Linked DNA regions of Mus musculus: regions 2 and 3 are each linked to region 1. The links are chromatin loops, found by intact Hi-C in ENCODE. Cell type or tissue: left cerebral cortex. All regions are shown on one strand.

The links. Hi-C counts contacts between places; a loop is a spot of excess contacts. Peaks named below come from ENCODE experiments on the same cell type or tissue, not always from the same donor. Only the 100,000 strongest peaks of a DNase experiment are listed, where the experiment ranks them.
Region 2: it touches region 1 in a loop (2.4-fold over the local background); 6 of 42 quality-filtered maps call a loop at or near these places.
Region 3: a loop joins it to region 1, with 2.6 times the contacts of the local background. A loop is called at or near these places in 7 of 42 quality-filtered maps.

Annotation. Positions count from the first base shown.
Region 1 is chr11:102,247,621-102,250,120 of GRCm38, forward strand. Hrob (homologous recombination factor with OB-fold) reads left to right here and starts at 1,262. Exons shown (of 10, transcript NM_153544.3): 1 at 1,262-1,472. The coding sequence starts at 1,470. In left cerebral cortex, a CTCF peak has its summit at 1,137; a DNase peak (open chromatin) is centred at 1,167; H3K4me3 peaks cover 501 bases.
Region 2 is chr11:102,184,119-102,186,618 of GRCm38, forward strand. It overlaps Lsm12 (LSM12 homolog), which reads right to left and starts at 1,138. Exons shown (of 5, transcript NM_172947.3): 1 at 965-1,138. The coding sequence starts at 1,088. In left cerebral cortex, no CTCF peak of the experiment used is centred here; a DNase peak (open chromatin) is centred at 1,192; H3K4me3 peaks cover 1,794 bases; H3K27ac peaks cover 1,369 bases.
Region 3 is chr11:102,188,566-102,191,065 of GRCm38, forward strand. It overlaps G6pc3 (glucose 6 phosphatase, catalytic, 3), which reads left to right and starts at 1,134. Exons shown (of 6, transcript NM_175935.3): 1 at 1,134-1,578. The coding sequence starts at 1,361. In left cerebral cortex, no CTCF peak of the experiment used is centred here; DNase peaks (open chromatin) are centred at 1,067 and 1,380; H3K4me3 peaks cover 1,391 bases; H3K27ac peaks cover 1,576 bases.

The sequences.
Region 1 (2,500 bases):
TAACTGCTATACCATTTTGCTTCCTAGAATTCCAGGGGACTGAGGGTTTTTTTTTTGTTTTGTTTTTTGTTTTTTTTTTGGTTTTTTTTTTTTTTTTTTTGACAGGGTTTCTCTGTGTACCCCTGGCTCTCCTGGAACTAACTCTGTAGACCAGGCTGGCCTTGAACTCAGAAATCCGCCTCCTTCTGTGCTGGGATTAAAGGCGTGGGCCACCACCACCTGTCTGGGACTGAGTTCTTGACTAGAGGCTTCAGGAAGACAACCCCCCTATAATTATGTGCAAAGCATCATGTGTTTGTACACATGTGCCTTGTTCTGAGGAAGAATCCACCAATTTAGTCATATTTCTATGGCTCAGACGGCTACTGTGCTCTGAGGAAAAGACACACCCTGTCTTTCCCGGATCTCTTCATTCAGTCTTACTTGCCTTATATGCTTGAGCCAGGCCTTACCTTCCAGTCCCTGCATGGCCTCCAAAGTAATTTTGTTTATGTTTTTGTTTGTTCGTTTTTTCTGCAGTGTATGTATGTATGGTAGCTGGGACCAGAGTCTTGAAGACGCTTAGTACAATGTTGACCATTGGAATGCACTCCCAGCTTTCAGGCCTATTTTTCTAACATGCAAAGAAGGCACACATTTTTCTGTCGTAGAAACTCTTTAGGGCTGGGCGTATTATTAGCTTAGTGTTGAACATTTGCTTAGCACGTGCAAGGCCCAAAATCGTTCAATCCCTCCTCATTCACCAGAGGATGATGGCGCATGAGGCTCTCTACCTTTTCCTGTCTCTACCAATCAGCTTGGCCTACAAAGTGTGAACCCCCCCCCCCCCCCCGCCGCCCTCCCCGGTTCCATCCCTAGCACCACATAAAACCAGCCACCCCAGCGTTTGGGAGGTAGAGGAAGAACAATATGGAGTTAAGGTTATTTTCGGCTACAAAGTGAGTTAGAGGGCAGCCTGGGCTACACGATCGGCTGCGTTCTGGTGAGGATGAAGTCACTCTCAAATCACCAGTGTGCTCAACAAAAAAAAAAAAAAAAAAAAAAAAAAAAGAAGGGAGAATAAAGTGTATAAGATTTCTCCAAGCTCCCTTTCAACCAGAACGTGGCAGCCGGCTGGACTAGAGGGACCGCTTGGGGGCGACCGAGAGACCTTTGATTTTCCCTTTAAGGCTGCGGCGGAAGGCCCGAGGAAGAAGGACTTTGTGTCGGCAGGATAAAAATTGGTGCCTTCCCTTTAAGGGGGCGGAGCTATTGTTTTGGCGGCGGCTTTGAAAGCCGCTCTGGGTGCACGTTCTTAGGCGCCCCTCTCTCAGTTTCCGCTGCGGTCTTAAAGACGCTTCTCTTGGACCTTGCTCTGGGAATGCGACCGGACATAGTTCCCTACTCTACGTCTGGGTCGAGTTGGAGGTGAACCCTTGAGTCTGACACGGCCGGGCCGACCCGCCGGCCCGAGCCCACGGCCTGTCGTTATGGTAATGCCGCGTCTAAGCCGCCCGGGCTCTGGGGAGGAGGCGTTCCAGCCCCGGGGAAGCCGGACTCCGGGTTGGGCTCCGGGCTCGCTAGTCTGCTAGGACGGGATCTGCCTGGTAGAGACTGAGTGTAGTCTGCAGACCTGGGGGCTAGGTAGGAAGGGCGCGCAACGCGCAGGAGACCTTGTGAAAGGTACCTCCCCCGGACATACAGACCTACAGACAGACAGAAAAATAGTCATCAATCCCTGCGAGCCCAAACGTCACTGGCTTTTGGAATCTTTGCCCCCAACCTCGTGATCTTGGGGTGACTAACATTCAACTCTCCTCTCCCTCCTTCCCTTCCTCTCCTCCTCCGCCTCCTCCTCTGTTTTTATTTTTTTGGGAGGAGGGTGGGTCCTTGAAACAGGCTTTCTGCCCCTGGCTATCCTGTAACTCAGTATGTAGATTAGGCTGGCCTCGAACTCAAAGTTCTGCCTTAGGCGTTCTGGGAATTAAAGGCAGCAGCTACCATGCCACACGCCCTCAATCCCCCACCAAAAACCCAGGCTGTGGGTGTGACACTCGTCTGAGTCTGCTGTCCAGGAAGAAGAACCGTAGACTGGGGCAGTCCACACTCTTGGCAACTTTGCCTTTGGCTTTGGTCCTCTGTAGAAAGAAATCACTGGCTTGATCCTCAGAAACAAGGGTTTCAGGCAGGGTCCTTTCTTGTGTTGGACCAACCTTTGAGATTCTGTTGCAGAATACTCAGGCCTGTTTCCAGAGGTGGTGTAGGCAAGTAATCCCATCCTTTGGGAAAGGAAAGGGTCAGGAGTTCAAGGTCAGGGGCTGGGGAAGTGGCTGAGCAGGTAAAAGGTGGTTGTCTCTGATGCCTCAGTTACATCCCTAGGACCCATAGGGTGGAAGAAGCCGACTCCCTCAAGTTCTTTTCACCTTCACACCCATGCAGTAGTGTACCCCACCCCCACTAAATCAATCATTTTTTTTATATAAGATTTGAAAATTACCTTTATCAACATAATAATGACTTG
Region 2 (2,500 bases), 64 kb before region 1:
GAAGTTTCCATAAGAAACTTCATTTTAAAGACAGAGGCTACCTTCTAAAAATAATTCTAGTAAACCCACCTGTAGCTCAAATAAAGGGGGAGGCAGAGGTTCATTTATTTCAACCAGGAAGCGTTTTGTTTTCCAACAGTGAGTTGGTGAAGTAATTCATAAACCATTAGGGAACAGGGCCACTTCTTCCATGCAGTTTAACACTGGTACTTTGAAAAAGAGGGACGTTTCTATGGAATGTGTTGAACTGAACCGAAGGCCACACTGTCTGTCATACATAAACCCCTGAAAAACGTGGCAAGTCCTCTCTAGACCAGGCTTCTAATTCCAACACCTCCTAAGTAGCAGTTTTCAAATGCCTGAGAACCTTCAAAGTCAGCACACACAGTGACACCAAGCATACACCACCCCAGCAAAATTCGCCACCAGTTCAGATACAAACTCTGTTCCGCACTTCCCATCTCTAAACCGGCAAGGCCCATTAGACCACCATCCCACCACCGCCCTTTCTTGAATCAAATCTCATCAGCAGACAGTCCACTCGTAAAGTCCATACCCTTACCCTACTAGCAGTTCCTGACCCTACACACCCCTCCCGACTCCATCCGGGCTCCAATCTCCAGCCCTCTCCCCACCACGACCCCCTCCCCTCAATCACGGAGTCCCCTTAAGACATCGTCCCCTCCCGAAAAGACACCCGCGTGTCAAGCCCCGCTCCACCCACCAACCCTCAGTTGGGGCCCAGCTCCCACAAGGGGTGGGAGACAAGGGTCCCCAAAGTGGACCGAAAAGGCCCGCGGGAGGGGGATGGGAATCTCACGGCCATGCGCATGCGCCCGGGGCACCGCGGTAGCCGGTCGCCCCTAGGCCGGGAGAGGGCCCTAGCTGCCGCCGCCGTCCCCCGCCCCCCCACCACCGCACCTACACGCCGGCCCGGCCTCGGGGTCCACGCAGAGAAGGATACTTAGAGCCAGCATTTTGGACTGGTAGTCGAAGGCTACCACCTCGCCCTGCAGCCGCTGCTCCTGGCACGTCCGGCACGACACCTGGCTCCCAACGCTGAAGTACTCGCCCGGAGGTGCCGCCATCTTGGGAGAGCAGCCGCGGCCGGCGGCGGCGGCGGCAGCAGCGGGCGAAAGCCGGGCCCCCAGCAAGCGCCGCGACGCGACGCGCGAGGCGTGCTGACGTCATGCGCAGGGGCGTGGCCTGGCGCTGGGTGGGGCGGGAGCCTTAGGTAGAAGAGGAAATAAAAGAGGAATCTTGAATACAGTAAAAAATGTGCCGCTGCCGGTCTGCTCGGCCAAGTTCCTGCAAAGCTCTGTTGGAAGCTAAGGAAATAGATACATATAAAGGCTAAATGATTTACGTAGGACAAGATGGAGAAAGGGAAAGCAACTGGAGTCTCGCTGAAGCCCACACCTTACACAAAAACGTTTAATGAATGAACTCTATAAAATATTATCCTCATTTGCATACGAAGAACCAGAAGCTCACAAGAATTACCAGGACTCACTCAAAATGATTATAACCAATTATAAAGTAGTCGAACAAAATACATTAGCTGTAGGGCTAAGCAAATTAGAATCTGAGGCCATTTACCAAATACCGTAAGCAAATTAGCAAACTTATGTTTCTTCGGTGGGATCTAAATACTACTTAGTACTACTTAGTGAGCATCTGGCATCCCCTCAAGGAAGGAATCAATATCCTCATTTTACAGACAAAGAAAGGAAGTCTTAAAATTGTCAGGGTCACAAAACTGGCAAAGCCATGGTTTTGATTGTAACAAAGGTACTACTTACTGGTCTTTATCAGATAATAACGTTTGCCTCCTAAGGCAGTAAGGAGGCTTAAGTGAGGTAATGCATACATGCATGACATATAGGATCTAAGTAAATAATAGTAACCCTGTGATCTCAGAAAGCTCAGTAAAAGGAAGAACAGCTCTGGAATGTTGCTCAGTAACAGAGCACATATCCATTCTTACGGACATAGGGTTCAAATCTCAGCACTAGTAGAAACATACATACATACATACATGCATGCATACATACATACATATATACATACTTGGGAAAGGTGGGAAGTCCGGAACAGGGAATGGTAATAATGGCAAAGTCCAGTCCCAATGATATCCATTTGATATTACAATACTCACTAACCTTACAAAAGGAACTGTGCAGATGCACTTATAAACCTCCCAGCCCCAGCTGCCATCCTTCACCCACCCCTCCCCACAATATAAAAATCATCGGAGAAATGGATTGACCTTTCTCTAGTTTACAGAGAGGCATAGGGCCAGCTCTGGCACTGAGTGAGCCTGAACAAAGTTCAAAAATGTTTCCTTGTGCTCCAACAGGCAAAAACTTCCTTGTGTTGGAGGCATTGGTGCAATTGTTATAATGGGAATAAAAATTCTTCTCCATGCTTTTGTCTGTTTCAGAGGAATGTTGTGTCATTCTGGACCCCATAACAAGTCATATATACATAATTCTCCTTC
Region 3 (2,500 bases), 59 kb before region 1:
GACAGGACAGCCAGGGATATGTCTAAACAAACAAACAAACAAAAAACATCTGTGTGAAATTTTGGCTTCTTGAAGCAATTAAAAAACACTTTCTTTATTTCATATCTTCATTTTCAACCACCCTTCAGACTTCAAGAACAAAGTTGCTTGAGACACTAAGAAATCCAAGGGTGTGGTCTCATGCCCTTGGGAGTCTCAGCACTTGGGAGACAGAGGCAGGCTGATCTCTGGATATGAGAGCTAGGCCTGGTCTATAAAGTGAGTTCCAAGATTGCCAGAGGTACACATAGAAACCATGTCTTGAAAAACAAAACAAAACTAACCAAACAAAAAGCCGGGCATGGGGCATGGTAGTGCATGCTTTTAGCCTTAAATTCCAGCACTCCGGAGGCAAAGGCAGGAGGATCTCTTGAGTTTAAGAGCAATCCCTGTCTAGAAACACTCCCCACTCCCACCTCGCCACGGACGTGCAAAGAAAGGAGGGAAAAAGAAATCAAAGAAGTATATCAACAGGCTCCTTCCTTTGCTCTAAGCAGATCTCCCCTAGGACTGTGTCCCTCCTAATAATGCAAAAACTGTAGGCGTGTGCCCTTCCTCTTTTCATGGAAATACTATCTCTTTCTTGATTTAGCTGCCCAATAAGAATTTTAAATGGCAGGAGGGTGGTAGGGGTGAGAGCAAGGCAAGTTTCTCGCACATAACATACACACACATGTTAAGCTCTGGATTCTTGAAGGAAGACGTGGATGAAATAGAATGGGAGAATCCTGAGCTAGAGACAGGTAGATGTCAACTAAGACTGTGTGCAACTGGAGGTCGGGCTTTGACTCCCTTCTCTCCAAATGGTCCAGATTTGAGAAAAATGGGTAGTGATGTTGGAAAACAGAGATCAGATCCAGAAGAAACCCTCGCCCTGGAGATTAGACATCGACTTCGCAGCAGCAGAACAAGGAACCGGGACACAGAGCTGGTTCCCAGGTTCATCGGTCCCCTGACCCGGAACAGCAGCGGGTTTCTGCACTACGCTGGCAGCCCACGTGCTAGCAACAGCGGCCACGTGGGGCCTTGAGGAAACGCCTTCGCAAAGGTTTGTCCCCTCCGCTGTCCAGTAGAGAGGAAGGCCGAGGAAGAAAGCCGGAGGAAACAGTACCAGCTACGGCTCCAACTCGCGCGTGTCAGGGACTGCGGGGGCGGGGCGGGGCGGGGGTGGGGCTTGGTTTAGACCCCCGGCGGGTAGGGCGGGGCCGGGGGCTAGAAAGGGTGGGCTCTAGAGGGCCAGCAGGTAGCCGCTTCATTTCTGCTAAGGTTCCTCGACTTGCACCCTACAACGGGCTCCAGGCTAGAGGACTCCTGATTCACCATGGAGTCCACGCTGAGCGCGGGCATCATAATGGCTGAAGCACTACAGAACCGGCTTCCCGGGCTAGAGAATATGTGGCTCTGGGTCACCTTTCTGGGCGATCCTAAGAATCTTTTTCAGTTCTGCTTCCCCGCGGCCTACTACGCCTCCCGCCGCCTGGGCATCTCCGTGCTCTGGATCACCTTCATTGCTGAGTGGCTCAACCTTGTCTTCAAGTGGTGAGACAGAGAGAAGCCTTCGGGCATCCTGGTCCCCTTATCCCTTTGGGGCCCTGATCTCCCTCAAGTAGTTACCTCAAAGGCAAACACTTTTCTACCTATTCTTATCCCCTTAGGCCCTAGTCTTCACCTCAGATCTCACAGTTCACCCATCCTCAACTATCCGGATCAGAGAAACGACTTAAGGGGCGTGTTCAACTGCAAATACAGTCTCCGCCTCAGACCTACTGATTTCGTAACTCCAAATTTAGTTGTAGTTGGAAATCTGCGTTTTAGCAGTTATTACTAGAAATGTAGGTAGCCGAAAATCTTCTTTCTTAGCTGAACATCTTATTCATCTATCCATTTGTTTGACATTAAACTAGGCACCAGTTTCATTAAGATGTGGTCCCTGGTTTAAGCTCAAAAGCAGAGTCAATGCTTGAAGACTTACTAGAAATACAGACTCTAAAGCTCCAGGCCAGATCTGCACTTTAACAAGCCCCCCACCCCCACCCCCGATTATAATGTGCCCAATGAAATTTAGAAGCCACTCAATGCCAGTCACTAAAGGGAATCCTTACCCTACCTGCAAGGAACACTTTTCTTCTCTCCCCAGTACTTAGTCTAGCTTTCTCATTCTAAGAAGCCAGTGGCCCCACACTGCTGGGCCTCCTGCAGCCCTTGGGGTTTATCTGGGCCACCGTGTTTGTTTGCTTGTTTGTTTTTCTGTCTTTTCGGAGTACAGAAGGGAGTTACTCAACACTGCTGTTGCCCAGGCTCCCCAGCCTTGAAGGAGGAAGCAAGGATCATAAAGAGACATAGAATAAGCTAACATGACAAGCTGGAAAGCAGACAATTTGTCCCTCTCCCTCCCGCCCTTCTCCACAAGGGCTTGTAAAGCTAAAAGCGGTTGTCTAATCATTTCCTCCTGGCCTAACTG